Linked DNA regions of Homo sapiens: region 2 is linked to region 1. Evidence: chromatin loops called from intact Hi-C (ENCODE). Cell type or tissue: heart right ventricle. All regions are shown on one strand.

Evidence for each region. Peaks named below come from ENCODE experiments on the same cell type or tissue, not always from the same donor. Only the 100,000 strongest peaks of a DNase experiment are listed, where the experiment ranks them.
Region 2: it touches region 1 in a loop (3-fold over the local background); 17 of 110 quality-filtered maps call a loop at or near these places.

Annotation. Positions count from the first base shown.
Region 1 is chr3:193,785,151-193,793,150 of GRCh38, forward strand. It overlaps LOC105374283 (a long non-coding RNA gene), which reads left to right and starts at 2,102. Exons shown (of 4, transcript XR_924839.2): 1 at 2,102-2,244; 2 at 5,882-5,999; 3 at 6,343-6,455; 4 at 6,676-6,934. RefSeq lists an enhancer at 6,499-7,156. In heart right ventricle, a CTCF peak has its summit at 3,153 (motif pointing right); DNase peaks (open chromatin) are centred at 3,171 and 3,533; H3K27ac peaks cover 756 bases; H3K27me3 peaks cover 3,999 bases.
Region 2 is chr3:194,401,041-194,409,040 of GRCh38, forward strand. It overlaps ATP13A3 (ATPase 13A3), which reads right to left. Exons shown (of 34, transcript NM_001367549.1): 34 at 1,637-5,076. The coding sequence ends at 4,879. Among named protein-coding and RNA genes, the nearest start is that of GP5, 5.8 kb to the left of the region's middle. RefSeq lists an enhancer at 1-162. In heart right ventricle, CTCF peaks have their summits at 3,795 (motif pointing left) and 3,999; DNase peaks (open chromatin) are centred at 991 and 3,781.

The sequences.
Region 1 (8,000 bases):
ATTTCTCTCCCTCACATTCCCAAAGAGGTGGTCTCTGCTTTTAAGCAGAGTTCATTCCTGGAAACTCCATCTTAAAGGGAAATCCTAGTCTGATTGTATAGTTAAGGGTCTCTCTCTTCAAACATGTTCAGTCTCATGAGAGAACTGAATGGATGAAAGTGACAGGAAGGAAGAATAGGCACATTTAGACCCCGTCAAACAAGCGTGGCAAAAACTGAAGCCTGCTTGAAATGATGCTCTGTAAAGAGAATGCAGTTTCGTATAACGAACAATTGGTGCAGTTATTGAATAATGTAGATGGCCGTTGAAGTGAAAAAGTGCAGATGGAGACACAGTAAGACCTGACGCATGCCTGGGAGATTTAGAAAATGGTTCCCCAGGCCGGGCGCGGTGGCTCACGCCTGTAATCCCAGCACTTTGGGAGGACGAGGTGGGTGGATCACGAGGTCAGGCGATCGAGACCATCCTGGCCAACATGGTGAAACCCCATCTCTACTAAAAATACAAAAATTAGCTGGGTGTGGTGGCGCATGCCTGTAATCCCAGCTACTCGGGAGGCTGAGGCAGGAGAATCACTTGAACCCAGGAGTCGGAGGTTGCAGTGAGCTGAGATTGCACCACTGCACTCCAGCCCGGAGACAGAGCGAGACTCCGTCTAAAAAAAAAGAAAAGAAAAAGAAAATGGTTCCCCAAATGGAGCCCACTGTGTTGCCCCCAGCTTTCTCTTCCCTTCACCTGGGCCCTTCTTCTACCCTGAATATCTTGGCCCAGGGTAAGGGACAACTGTCGTAGAGAGCCTTTCTGTGCCTCAGTTTTCTTCATAGGAAAGTGACCATGCAGCAGTCCAAGGACATTCGCCAAATGCTGCAGAGCCTGGGAACTAACCGCCTCCCTTCCAAGCCTGATGGAAGAAATGGCCTCCCTTCTAAGCCTGGTGGACCTGGGACATCTGAGACCAGAAAACCAGAGGCCAGCTGATTAAATATTAATAGTTAGCTGTTATGGGAAGGTCTCTTGAAAGAGTTCAAGACCAGCCTGGGAAACATATGGAGACGCCATATCTACAAATAGTAAAATAAGTTAGCTGGGCATGTGCCTGTCATCCCAGCTACTCAGGAGGCTAAGATGGGAGGATCACTTGAGCTCAGGAAGTTGAGGCTGCAGTAGCTATGATTGTGCCACTGCATTCCAGCCTTGGTAAGAGAACAAGACTTCATTTCAAAAAAAAAAAAAAAATCCTGTAATCCCAGCACTTTGGGAGCCTGAGGCGGGCAGATCATGAGGTCAAGAAATCGAGACCACCCTGGCCAACATGGTGAAACCCTGTCTCTACTAAAAATACAAAAATTAGCTGGGCATGGTGGCACATGCCTGTAATCCCAGCTACTTGGGAGGCTGAGGCAGGAGAATCGCTTGAACCTGGGAGGCGGAGGTCGCAGTGAGCCGAGATTGCGCCACTGCACTCCAGCCTGGGTGACAGAGTGAGGTTCCATCTAGAAGGAAAGAAAGAAAGAAAGGAAGGAAGGAAGGAAGGAAGGAAGGAAGGAAGGAAGGAAAGAAAGAGAGAGAGAAGGAGAAAGAGAGAGAGAAAGAAAGAAAGAAGAAAGAAAGAAAGAAAGAAAAAGAAAGAAAGAAAGAAAGAAGAAAGAAAGGAAGGAAGGAAGGAAGGAAGGAAGGAAGGAAGGAAGGAAGGAAGGAAAAGAAGTTAGCTGTGGTGTTAGCTGGGCCAAACTAAGAACACCAAGTCAGTTTTGTCTGTGTTTTACATCTACAATTTTAAATATCAAATTTAAACATTGAAAAGTTTTTTTTTTCCTTTGAACTGGTGAGTGGCTTTGGCTCCCAGCAGAACAAATGGAGAGAAAGCAATGAACTGTCTGTGGAGTGAGTGTGTATTAAAACGTGGAATGAGGATCTCCCCCACGGGGCGGGGAGACTAGGAGAAAGCTGCCAGAGGCTGCTGGCAAGAGATATCCACTGGTTCTAGACCTGGCGGAGAGCGCTGGAGGTGGGTGGGGAGGTGGGGGTTGGGGAGCGTGTTGGAGTTGGGCTTGGGTCATTGTAGGTGAGCCGGCGTGGTTCTCTCTCAGGAAAGCACCAGAGAGGCCTGGCTCTGGGGAAGTTGGAGGTTTTACTCCCTGGCATCATCTGCAGTCGAGAGTGATCTGGCAGATACTATCTCTCCCAACCAACTTGGCAAGGCTCTGGTCCTGTGTGAGGAGGCAAGGAGTTCTCTTGGATGAGGTGAGCACACCCAGGTGAGGCAGCACACAAGAGGTCCACGCCTGCTCTGCAGACAGAGGGAGGTTAGCATCCGGAAGAGGCAACTACACAGCTGCCACCCCATTCGGTACTTCTCTCAAGGCACACGGGCGGTGTGGCAGAGCCTGTTCCTTGCTGACCAGTGTCCATTCCCCCTTTCTTCCTTAGTATCGGATTCCAGTTTTATCTGGAGTGGTGATGAGGCTACATTTCCAGCCCTCCTTGCAGCAAGGATGGCCAACGAGACGCAAGCACAAGTCATGACGTGGGTCTTCAAGGGGCCCGACTTGGTGGGCAGAGCGCTGCATTGGCCTTTGGCGTTCCCCGTAGTCCTCTGCAGGGGACTCTGCAGTAGCCCATGAGGTTACAGGGCTGATGCGAGGCTTGTGCTCTGGTAATGATTGATCATTTTGTAGGCTGCAGCCTATCTACAGATGTCTTTTAGATGGGCAAATAAACTCCCAATTTGGCAAAGTCACTCCAATTAGGACTCTTACTACCAGCTAAACAGAATTCCTAACTGATCCAGATGGACTTGGAGAGAAAAGAGCTCCCAGTCACTGGAGATGTGCAAGCATCAGTGGCAGGGGTTAGTGGGGCGAGGGGCCTGGCAGGGGCTGGCGGGGCAAGTGCAGGACTAGAAGTATTTGCTATTTGGTGACCCTCTGTGAGGTGTTCAAATCCCAGCCTGCTGGGGCTATTGGTTAACTGGTTTTAGTCTGAGCCTTAAAACAACAACAGGCTCAAAAGAGAAGAAATTCATCACAAATTAGGGGCCCATTTGTGTCACCTGCCTCTAAAGTCGGAGGCTCTGCAGCAGACGAAGCCCTGTGTTGCTGGGGAGAAGGTGGCTTCACGGACACTCCCGTTTCAGTGTGACTGCCTTTGGGGCCTATAGGGGGCACTAAGGAACTATGGGATCTTGTTGCCTCTGTGGCGGGGTCAGCGCTCAGACCTCCAGCCAACCCAGCCAGCAAGAAGAAGGAATGGGGCTGGGGCTGGGACAAGGGTCGGTTATAGTGGGTAGAAATGAAATCGCCCCTTCCCCATTCTTCTTAAAGATCTAAAATGCAGAGCACCTGATTTTAAAGTTCAGAAGAAAATGTCTCCCCTCCGCAATGAGAACTTGACATTTCTGTCACTGAATCTTAGACTAGAAAGGGGCCTTGGAGATCAGCCAGTCCTCACTATTCATTCAGCAGATGAGAAACTGGAGTCCCGAGAAGGAAAGTGATGGATCCAAAGAGAGGCAGGGCGTTAGCAGCAGGGCTGGGCCGCAGGCTGGGCCTTCCAACTTCCAGCAGAGTGTTCTTTCCACCACACCACACCCACCGTCTTGGCCACGTTTGTTCTCTTTTCTGGCCCTGGGGGGACTCTGGCAGGGCTGGGGGTCTGATGTGAACTGGAATCTGTTCAGTTGCACCTCTCATTGCTCCTGCCAGCTCGCCAGCTCTGGCTGATGGAGGCAATTAGAACCAGACATCCCATAAGGCCATTCCAGAAAGATCTCTTAAAATTCCACAGCAGCTGGGGACTTGCCTTTCCCTGCAGGGTTCATCTGGTGTGTAAATACCTAGTTGTGTAAGGCACAGGGTTGGGGGGCCATGCTTACACATACACAGTCTCTCAACCCACATTCACCCACAGATAGAAAAATAGAGAAATATTCAGTAGGAATTCCTTTCCTTTCTACCTCCCAAAGAGAGAAGTGAAGAATTTACAGGCCACCCTGGGAACATTTAATTACTTGCTGCTGAGGGATGGGCACTGTATTTGCACTGGGCAGTGGGTGGCAGAGGGTGGGGGACATCCCTGGTTTTCTTCCTTGCACCGCAGAGGGCTGCTTCCCACCACTGGGTTCTGAGGAAGGCCAAGCAGTGTTTGTGGCCAGCTTAGCAAATATGCAGTCCAGGAGCCTGGCTCAAAGATGTTGCCTCAGTTTATCTGTGGGAGCCTTGAGGCACCAAAAGACAAAATGGCAGAGCAAGGAATCCAACCCAGGACCACTGGCTTTGATTAACCTGTTCAATGATCTCCAGTGACTGTAACATCAAAACTGAAGGGCAGATCCTGGCTCATGAGTTGATGGAGCCCTCTCTTTCTCAGGACTCCCATTTCACAGTTCTCACCAGTCAACCTTGCTTTGGCCAGCAATGTGCTGCTGTTAGTTGGCCAGTGTTTAAGTAGACCCAGAGGGCCTTTTGTTAGAAGTCAGTGGGAAACAGCCAAAGCATTGCAAAGGCAGATGGAAAAACCAGACACGTTCTCTAACCTGAGGGAGCACCTAGTTCCACTGTGATTTACAGGAGGCTAGAAGGGGAAGGAAAGGGTCATCATTCTGACAAGTCTACATACCAAATTGGTTGCAGAGCTTAAGAGAGAGCCCACATCTTCTGTTTCCCAGACTAGAGTGTTTTCAACACCATCACACCACCACTCCCAACTCCTCCCTTTGAGGTTGCATTTGGCCTGACTATCCCATGAGAGTAGTGTAAAACAGTGTTAAAAAATTAAATCAGGTCATGATTACTATAATTTTTTATTGGGTAGGCCCAATAACTCTGAGCACCTTTCGAAAATCTGTCCTGGGACTTGTGGTTAATTGGTGATTAATCACCGATCCATTTATTAGATGATTTCACATTACCAATTGATGTTATCTCTGTACTCCCCATTTTCCAGTGATCTCCTCTTGCTGACATCCCTTAGATCTTCTATCTGTGTTCCAGATGTGGCATTTTGCAGACTTAGCACTCAGGGAGAGAAGAATGAATCCATCAGTTCGTTCTGCTGCTGATTTTTGTGTTTGGAAGTAGAAGTGCATTTGTTTATTTACTTATTCAACATCAAACACTTGCTGGTGCTGGGAAAGGTACCAGGTGCTGGGGTAGTTGCTGGGGAATAGAGGGACAGAGAACTTGGTTTTAAGGGATTTAAATTTTGGTAGAGGGAGACAGAACATACCCACAATTAGCTCTAATATAGAGAATAAGCCCTACAAGAGAAGGAAAGATGAAGTGAGCTCAGAGGGAAAAATCACTTGGAGAATAGGGGGGAGAGCAATCAGGGAGGAGTTCCTGGAGGTGGTGGCATTAAAGTGATGCCTAGAAGGATGAGTGCTTCTGCTGTGCAGAGACTGGGGAGGTGGAAGAAGTGGGGCAAGGCATTCTAGGTGGGGGAAGGCAAACAGGAAGGAGAGCCATGGCTTGTTAGCAATCATGAGAGGGTCAGTTTGGCTGATTAGGCTGGTTGGCTGGAGGCAGTCCTTGGATGGTGACGGATATCAAGTGAAGAAGTTTGGGCATCAGGCATGGAGAAACCACCATGGCTTCCTGAGTGGACAAGCCATGTGGGCATCACTACCCTAGAGAAGGGTGAGCAGCAGCAGCGTGGACTGGGTGGGCATGCACACACTGTGACTGCCTTGCCCCGGAGCACCTCTCTGTCCTGTAGTCACTCAGAGCTCTGCTGTGTGTCCATCTCTCCCACTCCCCCAGCATGAATCCATAGACCCCAAGAAAGACCTGCACTGTCTTGTGTTTGAATGATGACCCCCTGGCAGAACTCAAACCACACACCCTGCTGAATGGAACTCTCTTTTTCCTTTCCATAAAACCAGAGAAGTATGCAGAAACCTCGAAGGTCATCAATTCCGACATCCAGTTGATGCTTAGATTTCCTCCATTGCTTCTCTGCAAAGCGATTGTCTGTTCCATGCTTAAATATCTCCAGTGATGGTGAGCTCACTACTTCAAGAGGCAGTCCATACTCAGGGTAGTCCTGGACTCACTAATAGAATGGACGGAGCCTGCACCATCCCCATTTCTGCCTCACCCTCGCCCGCTAGCACTGTGACAAGACATCTGTCCACATGTGTTGAATAGCCCTGAAAGAGAGAGATCCCCTTACCCCAGAGCACATGAATTTCCCAGAAGGTCCCTGGAGTAAAAATCTGGTATTAATTGTACTCCTGTTTGGGCAGCACTTTAGAGTTTGCAAACGGCTTTCACAGGCTTTATTGTTCTAGTGCCCACAACACCACTGTGAACAATGCTGTGGCATTTCCATTTTATGTATCAGGAAACAACTCCAAAGGGAACTCGCCCCAGGTTGAACATTGTGTAAACGTCAAAGCCAGGATCCTACTCCCGTTTCTTCTGACTCTAAATCTTGGAATTTTCTCAGCAAACCAGGTAAGCAGGGAGGTCTGTCCCCAAACACTAGCCTTGGGATGTTTTTTTTTTCATTAAACAACGTATTATGGATATAATTATTTGAATCAAAGGGGCAGGATGGTGTGTGTGTGTGTGTTTGTGTGTGCTTGCATGCAAGGCCACGGACGTGCCATGGAGGTACTTTATACTAAGCTGAAATACTTGACTAACAGGTTTCCTCTTCCTGTTTCTCTTCTAGAAGTCTTACCATGGCCCTGTCTCAGGGCACTCAGCCCCAAAGTGGTGGAGCAAGAGCACTCCAATCGGCACCACATGCTGAGCAATTGAGCTAGCATGCTGATAGAGGCAGGGACGACACAGGCCTTGTCATCGATAACAGGATGAATACTGAGGGCCATCAGCCCATGAGTTCTTTGCTCGTCTATCCTAGAAAAAGGAATGTTTTCAAATACCTCCACTATCAATCACCAAGAAAAAAACATTTGTTATTCATTGTTTTTTGTGTCCTCTGATGTAACGTTTTATCCAGGAGTTCAGGGACCTCAGTTTCTTTATTTGTAAAATGGGCATAGGTGTGTGTGTGGCGGGGTGTGGTGGGGGGCGGTAACCATGGAGGCATTGGACCAGTTGTTCAAAAGGGACCTTCTCAGTTCTAGGTATTTGTTTGGTTTGGTTTGGTTTTGAGACGGAGTCTTGCTTTTGTCGCCCAGACTGGAGTGCAATGGCATGATCTCGGCTCACTGTAACCTCCGCCTCCCGGGGTCAAGTGATTCTCCTGCCTCAGCCTCCCGAGTAGCTGGGATTACAGGCGCCTGCCACCACGCCCGGCTAATTTTTGTATTTTTAGTAGAGATGGGGTTTTGCCATGTTAGCCAGGCTGGTCTTGAACTCCTGACCTCGTGATCCACCACCTCAGCCTCCCAAAGTGCTGGGATTACAGGCCTAAGCCACTGCGCCCAGCCCCTTCTAGGTTCTGAAAGAGGGAAAAAAAATGTAACGTGGTTCCAAAATTGACAGTGACCCAGGTGTAGTGATGAAGGAATAGATTCATGCATGTGCAGTTGCCAAAGACAGAGAACCTCCAAGCGGCCCTGGGGCTGTGCTTGTCTGCCCAGTGAGGGGATGCATGAGGAGACTGCAGAGACCGCTCCTAACAGGGCTGCTGTGTGATCCCACCAAAACATTGCAAAGAACTTGCTACAAAGTTTGGGGGAATTGCTGTCCATAGTTTCAAATAAGATGTTGCAGAATGACAACATCAGGGTGGCAAGATATGTCCAAAAGAATACTGAAGCAAGACAGAAGACGGCTGGAGGTTAGACTTATGAACTGGGTAGGGCTGGTGATGGTGAGGAGGAGAGAGAGGGTCAGCTCATTCAGAAACACCCAAGGGAAGAGCACCAGGAATCCAAAAGGGGTTGCCCTGTAGGGCACCTGCCCAGGGATGTATGGACAAAAGATCTGGCTTCAAGCCAGCCTCACCACTTACTAGCTGTATAACTCTGAACAATTAATAGCACCTGCCTCAGACTCAGTTTCCTCAGTGGGGAAATGGGAAGAATA
Region 2 (8,000 bases), 620 kb after region 1:
GGCCGCAGGGTCCTCTGCCTAGGAAAACCAGAGACCTTTGTTCACTTGTTTATCTGCTGACCTTCCCTCCACTGTTGTCCTATGACCCTGCCAAATCCCCCTCTGCGAGAAACACCCAAGAATGATCAATAAAAAAAAAAAAAAAAAAAAAAAAGACTTCTATCCTTCAAGACACCATAAAAAAGGGGAAAAGATAAACCACAAACTAAAGATATTTGTAACACCTATAGCTGACAAAGGCTTAATGTCAGAAGATATAAAGAATCATGGGATCCAATCCCCTTTGATGCAGCCTAATGCAGTCAGAGCCCAGTAAAGGCTGGGTTGACTGAAATTACCTTCAAAGTCACGCAGCCCTGGACCACAGGGAAGAGCCACTGCCTCTGCCAGGTATCGCGGGAGGTCTTTCAGTTCCGATCAAGGAATGCAACTCCAGAGCCCTGAACTGCTACACTGGTGACCTGGTAAGTCCGTCATGCATAGGCACATCGAGTGAAAGCCTCCCCGCCCCCTTGCCCATGAAATTGCCAGGGAGCCAACATGACAGACTGGGAAGGCGAGCTGTGAAACAGAGTAAGATGCCGATGGCTCAAATTCCTGTGGCCCTTCTTTAGCCTATTTCCCCAGGAAAACCTCCAGTCAGAATGGCCTCTACATTTTGTCCCTTAGGAAGACACTTTGATTGTCCAGGAAGGGAAAAGTAGGTATGGCAGTTGCAGAGTGGGGGAACACTCTTAGTCCATCCACTGAGCAAGTTGATGAGGTAATGAGAAGTATTTGGAGCAAGGAAGTTGACAGCTCCAGTGCTTCCAAGTCTTAAGATTCTGTATCCATTACCAGGTCAGAAGTCTGCTGTAAAACAGTTACCTGGCTTAAGGGGCTTGGCTATTCAAAAGCAGGTCTGTGCCTGGGTGAGATAAGCCTTTTTCCTCTGAGGGAGACTCAGTGGGCCGGGCACAGCAGGGAGCAACCACACCCCAACTTGGACCACGGACAGTCTCACTCAAGCCCCTAGGACTCCCTGTCCCTTGGCAGTGATACAGCGGAAGGAGAGACATGCAGAACTGTGCCCACACCAGCAGGCTGTGGGGACAGGATCACACATGCCGCACAAACCATAGCGACTGTTAAGAACTTGAGCTAAAGGCAGGCAGGCCCTCACCCCCCGAATTCATCACACCACAGCCAGCCACATATTCCCTAGCAGGGGCTCCGTGTCTCCCGGAGCTGAGCTCCATGGAAACAACTCCCACCCACACACAAAGGTCCTGTCTTCTCTGGGATTTTTACAACCATTTTCTCTCTCCATGGTATTAGCTTTTGGTTTGATTCTCCCAACTATTAATAGATTATAAGTCCCTACTCTTCTATTTCATTTCACCATTGCCCTCAGACCTCCTCGCATTTAACATTTGGCTCTACACTGCATCCGACTGTGGGGTTTCCCCAGGATGCTCACACACATGGCATGATATGCAGAATGTTGTTCTTATTTCCTTCAAAATCCAGTTTTTTTTAAAAAAAAAAAAGAAGGAAATGGGGAAGTATTATTAGGCAGGAAAATAAATCCACAAAGGGCAGTATTCATGTCACTAAAAAGCAAACAAATGAATAAAGACACAGAAAAAAAGTGTTATTTCATTCATTAAAATTTTTATTTTGAATAGCTTCAATCAAAAAAGGTTTCATAAGATTATTTACAATGCTGAATGTACAATTATGAATGTATGCCTTTTTGACAAGAGGGTACCATTCTTGAGCAGCAATACAATTTTAAAAATATAAAGATGCAGTATCATTTCTGATATAAAGTTACTTAAAAAAATCCAAGGTCTTAGGGAATTCACAAATCATAACTAGAAGTAACTTTTATTAATTTAATGTACACATAATTACCAAATTTTAATACATTAAAAATGTGTAAATGCCCACAGACTGTACAAAAATTAACACCCCATTTTGTTAAAAGTTCCCAACCACCTCCCACCATAAATATACAAAAACCTATTTTTAGATATGTCAAAATTGCATGCATGAATATTTTCTAAAGCTTGAATTTTGCTCTTCACTGGATAATGTTATCTATAGCTGTTTCTGTAACAGACTACATAAACATTGATATATTATTTACCATGCCTTTGAAACTGTGCAGGACTTTCATAAACATGGGGAACAAAATAAATAGAGTAAAAACTGCAACAGTTTTGTTTAGATGCAAGTGCAATTGGGAAAGCTTTCGAATTTCAGGATTATAAAACTACTATAAAAGTATTTATTCTGTTGTTGGCTTAGCCACTTGTATTCAAGCATTATTTGCAGCATTGCTTTACAGCAGTTGGTGCTAGAAGATACAAAACATATAGTTACCACTATTTATACTTGAGGGAGAAAAAAAACTTTAAACAACCCTGAGGGAGACACACATTAAAAATCTTGTTATTTATTTAAAAAGTTAAAAAGTTACATATCATTATTTAACAATTACTTTCCCAGACATTTCTGTCCTTTAAGTATGTGCATAAATAAAATTTAAATCAGCAATATTCATCTTAATACATCAAAATAATATATGTACAGATTTTAAAATTTAGGTCTGTATAAACTCAAATAATTTAATGTGAAATTCAGAATCAAAATTACTATGTAATGGTAACCTACGAGAGAAGACTCAGTCTATCTATGGCACTGAGTAGAACCCACACCTGGCTTCACAGGCATTCTTCAAATAACATTCTCAACGTGAATAACCCACCTTGTCTATATTCAAATCTAACTTCCTACAAATGCTTTTCCAGCCACCTAAACACCTCATTCCTTTGAAAACAATATGGACAGAAGAGATATAAAACCCTTACTAACTCTAAATGTTAAAAAAGTGGGGGGGGGGTGTCAAAAATAGCTCTTTATGATCATGCTCTTAAAGATGTTAAATACAATCGGATAATTGAATTTTTAAGCTGCTACTTAGCAATTACTTTCATTATATGCTTCAGTACTTAAACCAAAGAATAAAATGCACAATTGTGGAAATCACTGAAGAATAACACGAGCATATTTGAAATTAATATGGAAATTATAAAATGATCCAGAGAATAAGTAACTATAGAAAATAGTGCTAATTCACAGCTCAAGAGGTCTAAGATGCATAGCTTCATAGAATCATTCATGGAACAACTGTTATCATCTAATGTGTATTAATAGCATATTATACATTTGATGGAAAACTTCGATTATATTTTTGCAGGAATCATCAGTGGCAATAGCAGTAACAGTGATCCTGAGTGTAATTTCTATTTTTCTATAGTTACCAAACATCATCCAGGTCTTTGCAGCATAAAGAGTGAGAACCATTTGGTCCTAAAATTCTAGGTAAAATTTGGTAAATTTGTAAATATATGTTGGGAAAAGAATGATCAGCTAGAAGTAGAAAGCACGAGCAAGCATGTTACTGGCTCTGGAAGAACAGAGAACAATGTCACACTGTTTTCATAGTTTAGCGTCCATTTTATAGCACGATCAGTTTTCTGTGTTGTGGTAACTGTGGGCGTTGCCAGACTGCTGGATCCACCTATAAAAGGTGTTTTTTAAAAGTTACCTTAATTTTGGCAAGAATTTAAATGTTAATCAGGCCAAACAGAAAGGTGAAAAATGTTTCTCCACATCTCTTTTGGCTCAATGAATGTCAATTTTTTAACTTTATTTCCTCAATTTTTTTTCTCCCAGAAATTTCCGCATCAAATATGCTCATTTGTAACGATCCAATTCAAAATAGACATGTTCTGACCTCTGGCGCCACCTAATGGCATAAAACAAACTCATCAAATTCATATTGCTTTGAAAAAACGGCAGCCATTCAAATCCAGTATTTTTTAAGCCTCATTATTGATAAGACAGAGACATACATCAAACCTCAAAAAATTTTATGAGGTAAAATTCTAACTTAAAAAAAACTATTATCCTATGTCTTTAGGTAATTGAAAACATAGAAGAAAATTTTAAAAAACCATTTAAAATAACACAAAGCCTGACAGAAACAAATTTGAAGAAACGTTAAAAGATGAATCTACATCTACTGCCGAAAGAAATGAATCTTATTTCCTAGTGAAAAAGGTTCTACAACATTTAACAGAAGCAAATTAGACTGCCAACACCACACATAGCACAGGAGCCATTTAAGAGCTTTGAGAGGCGTCTCAAGAAGGCAGTGAAGCACCTTGCTGATTAGAAAAATAAAACCCAGGCAGTTTGTACAGAAAATATAAAACCAGAAATGGAGATTACCTGAGTTGTTCTATAAGCAACACCATAAACACTCATTCCTAACTCTAGACCATCATAGGGAATTGGCATATGTTTATACAGAATTCTTTGGAAGAAACATTGGAATCAAATGAAAACAGGCTTTCAGTATATTTTCACTGGAGGCTAATTAACACTCATCTTCTTTTTATCAATCACAAACTTACAGCCTGTATATAAACACAGACTTTTCTAACAAGAGGGTTGTGAGCATAAATGTGAAGAGGTAAACTAGTCTCAAAAACTAATGTTGAAAAACCTACCAAACACCAAACTTCTCCTGTACCCAATATAAAGAATATCACTGAAAGTAACAATCAAGAAAATTCTGGAAATGTATGTAATATTTGGGTTGCTGAATGAAGATATAGGACTTTATGGATTGATTGTTAATTTAACTGTTAGGACGATATATTTTTCTGTTTTTATTTTAAGGAAGAGCAAAGCTGTCAAATAAGCTACTATATCAGAAGGGACATAAACTGAACTAGTGCCATTCTGACACACAGGATCAGAAACTCCTAAAATCACATATTCCTGAATACTGCTATCAGCAATACCACTGAGACTGATTCACTGCTATGTTATGGTGATGATTTGACATGATCCATTCTCCTTAACTAAAGCTTTAGCTTCTGTGGTTGTCTGAGGTTTTGGTGGCCATTCTGGATCAACCAAGAGCTCCTGCGCCAGATACATGTACTTTGCCTTTGGTGTCTTCTTTCTACAGCCCAGGGCCCAGGGTAAGCAGCATTTTCCCCACCGATCCACTGACTCCTAAGAAAATAAGAAAAAAACAAAACAAAACACCCCAGTTGATTAAAGGCTTGTCGTTTTAAACAGGTTTGTTAAAGCACACATTAGCAGAGAAAAATAAGAGGAAATGACTTCTGAGCACAACGAATGGGGGAAAAAAAAATCCATGTTAAAAAAAGGCAGCTTTGGCCGGGCGTGGTGGCTCATGTCCGAAATCCCAGCATCTTGGGAGGTCGAGGTGGGAGGACTGCTTGAGCCCAGGAGTTCGAGACCAGCCTGGGCAACACAACGAAATGTGTGTTCTTTTGTTTTATTTTGTAAGGGCAGCTTTCAATTATTTAGGAACTGATTATTCTTTAGATTATATTTTTTTTGGGGGGATAATCAATATGATTGACTTCATTTAGTTTTATATACCTATACTCTTGTGTACTAATACCTTTTAAATAACTTGCAGATATGGATTCTTTACCACAGAATATCTAATGTATTAAGAACTTTAAGCCATTCAGAAAGAGAAAACATTTTTAATATTTAATTTGAAAATCTTCACATTCTGTCCCAAACTATCTTTTGGTACTATTGCTCCTGGCAACTTAGCCGCATGATCATTTTTGGAAGAAAGCTGTGTACAAGTATCCTTGTTACTGTTAATATCATCTCTCAAAACATGAAGTAAATATCGTTTGGTCAAAATTAGGGCTTCAATCATGTTTAATGTCAATTACGTCTTTTAAAACCTCATCCTTACTAATATAAAAAACAATACTGTTTTATAATGATGGTTTCCGTCGGTGCTCCACGACTGGAAAGGGGTATAAAACAAGTACTATTGCTTAGTATTATTTCATTGCAAAAAGCTCTGCTGTCACTGAAATCCTTCTGATCAATCCTGATGTTTTTAGTGAATTTGGCCTTAGATAAATGATCCTTGGAGAACAAGAAAGCAGAGTCCCTGGTTAATGCATAGAAATGTAAACTCAATAGAGGGCTGAAAAGGGCCCTCAGAATTTGTCTCAATTGAAATTTGAAATAAATATAAATGACTACACCAGGACTCGTAGTAGTTATATTTACTTCTAAAGAACAGCCACTTCGTAATGATTTTGGCTGTTGCTTCTCCAAAATGAAATTTAAATTCCAGGTCATTTTGTTTTGCCAATCAACATATAAACCAGGCTACAACTAGCTCTAAATGCAGTAATCTCACAAGGTAGAGTAGAACATAACTGAGCTACATATTCTAATGTTACCCAAAATGCCTCATGATTTAAAAAGGCAAGTTAGCTATAGATGTATTTTGAAACATGTTTCTAAATTGGCCAATGGAGAAGAGCAAAAATACTTTAAAATTAAAGCTCTTAAAGCTTTTTCATATTAACTTGGTAGCTCTTTCTCATCCAGTTGAAACAACCATCAGGAACCTACCACTCTCTCCCTCTCCTCCCTGGCCCCGCTGAGAGCACGGTAAACGTGACTCACCGCTCTCAATGTTAAAGGTCTGCTAGCTTAAGCCTGTCAACAAAACACAATCAGCTGCACTGCTACCAAGAATTTAAAGGCAAAAAAGGTGGACAAAAGTAAGCTACGTGGCATTCTGGGGTGGGGACGGGGAAAGTCTGAAGATTACTCGCCTAGTAGCCTTTTTACTGTCATAACTAAAGAGAGTTATATCAGCATCACCTTAAAAAAAAAGTCCACAGGAAAATATTTAGCATTAAGGTACAGAAGTCACTATGTATAGGATTCTTCAAGTGATCCAAAATAACAGATAATGCCTTTCCAGTATAGGCACACAACAAACGTAATATTTCATCTGAGATGACAGTTTACTACTTGGATCTTACTTTTCTCCCAAGGTGTCATTTGTCAATCTAATTGTGGGAAAAAAACCACTGTTCCTAAATCAATTCGAAAGCTGTCACCTTTTTTTTTTTTTTTTTGAGACGGAGTCTTGCTCTGTCGCCAGGCTGGAGTGCAGTGGCGTGATCTAAGCTCACTGCAACCACTGTCTCCCGGGTTCAAGCGATTCTCCTGCCTCAGCCTCCCAAGTAGCTGGGACTACAGGCACGCGCCACCACGCCCGGCTAATTTTTTGTATTTTAGTAGAGACGGGGTTTCACCACGTTGGCCAAGATGGTCTCGATCTCCTGACCCCGTGATCCATCCACCTCAGCCTCCCAAAGTGCTGGTGGGATTACAGGCATAAGCCGCCGCACCTGGCCAAAAGCTGTCACTTTTAAGTAGCACTGTTAGATTACCACAGGAAATAAACTAATGTTGACTGCTGACTTTTTTTAAAAAAGCAGAAACATAATAGGACTTGTCTGTCCAAAGAGTCTGCCAGGTTGAACAGCAATGCGTACGTAGCAAGCTGAGTTAAGGAAAGCCAAACACACACATATCTCAATTCACTGTTCCCTACTTGTGGAAAGTAAGTCAACCAATAAAATTAAAATTAATTTATTTGCAAATAGAACAATAACTGAATAGGATTCTTTTTATGCATTGAAAAATATCCTCACAACCCTATTACAAACAGTGTACACGTGTCACAATTTTTAAAAAGTCATGAGGAACACTAAGGATCCCCCTACTGTACCATAATTGGAAACATTTTGTTCCTGTACCCCTACCTCCCCCAAGTATCATACACAAAAAGTACACTACATGCAAGCATAGGTTTGTTAGTTTACAAACACAAACATACCACACACATTCTCAAACACAATATAATTCACTGGAAGAGAAAATAAAAGGTGCTACAGGCATGCTGGAATGAGAAATCAGCCAGCGGGGAGATGATGATGATGAAGGGAGAAAGGCAAGTACTGTGTAACACAAAGGCCATGAAACAGGGCATCGGGGGCACAGAATGAGCATGTGGGTCTCTCCAAAACCTCTACGGCACAAGTCCCTAAAGCAGAACACAGTAGCTATAGCAA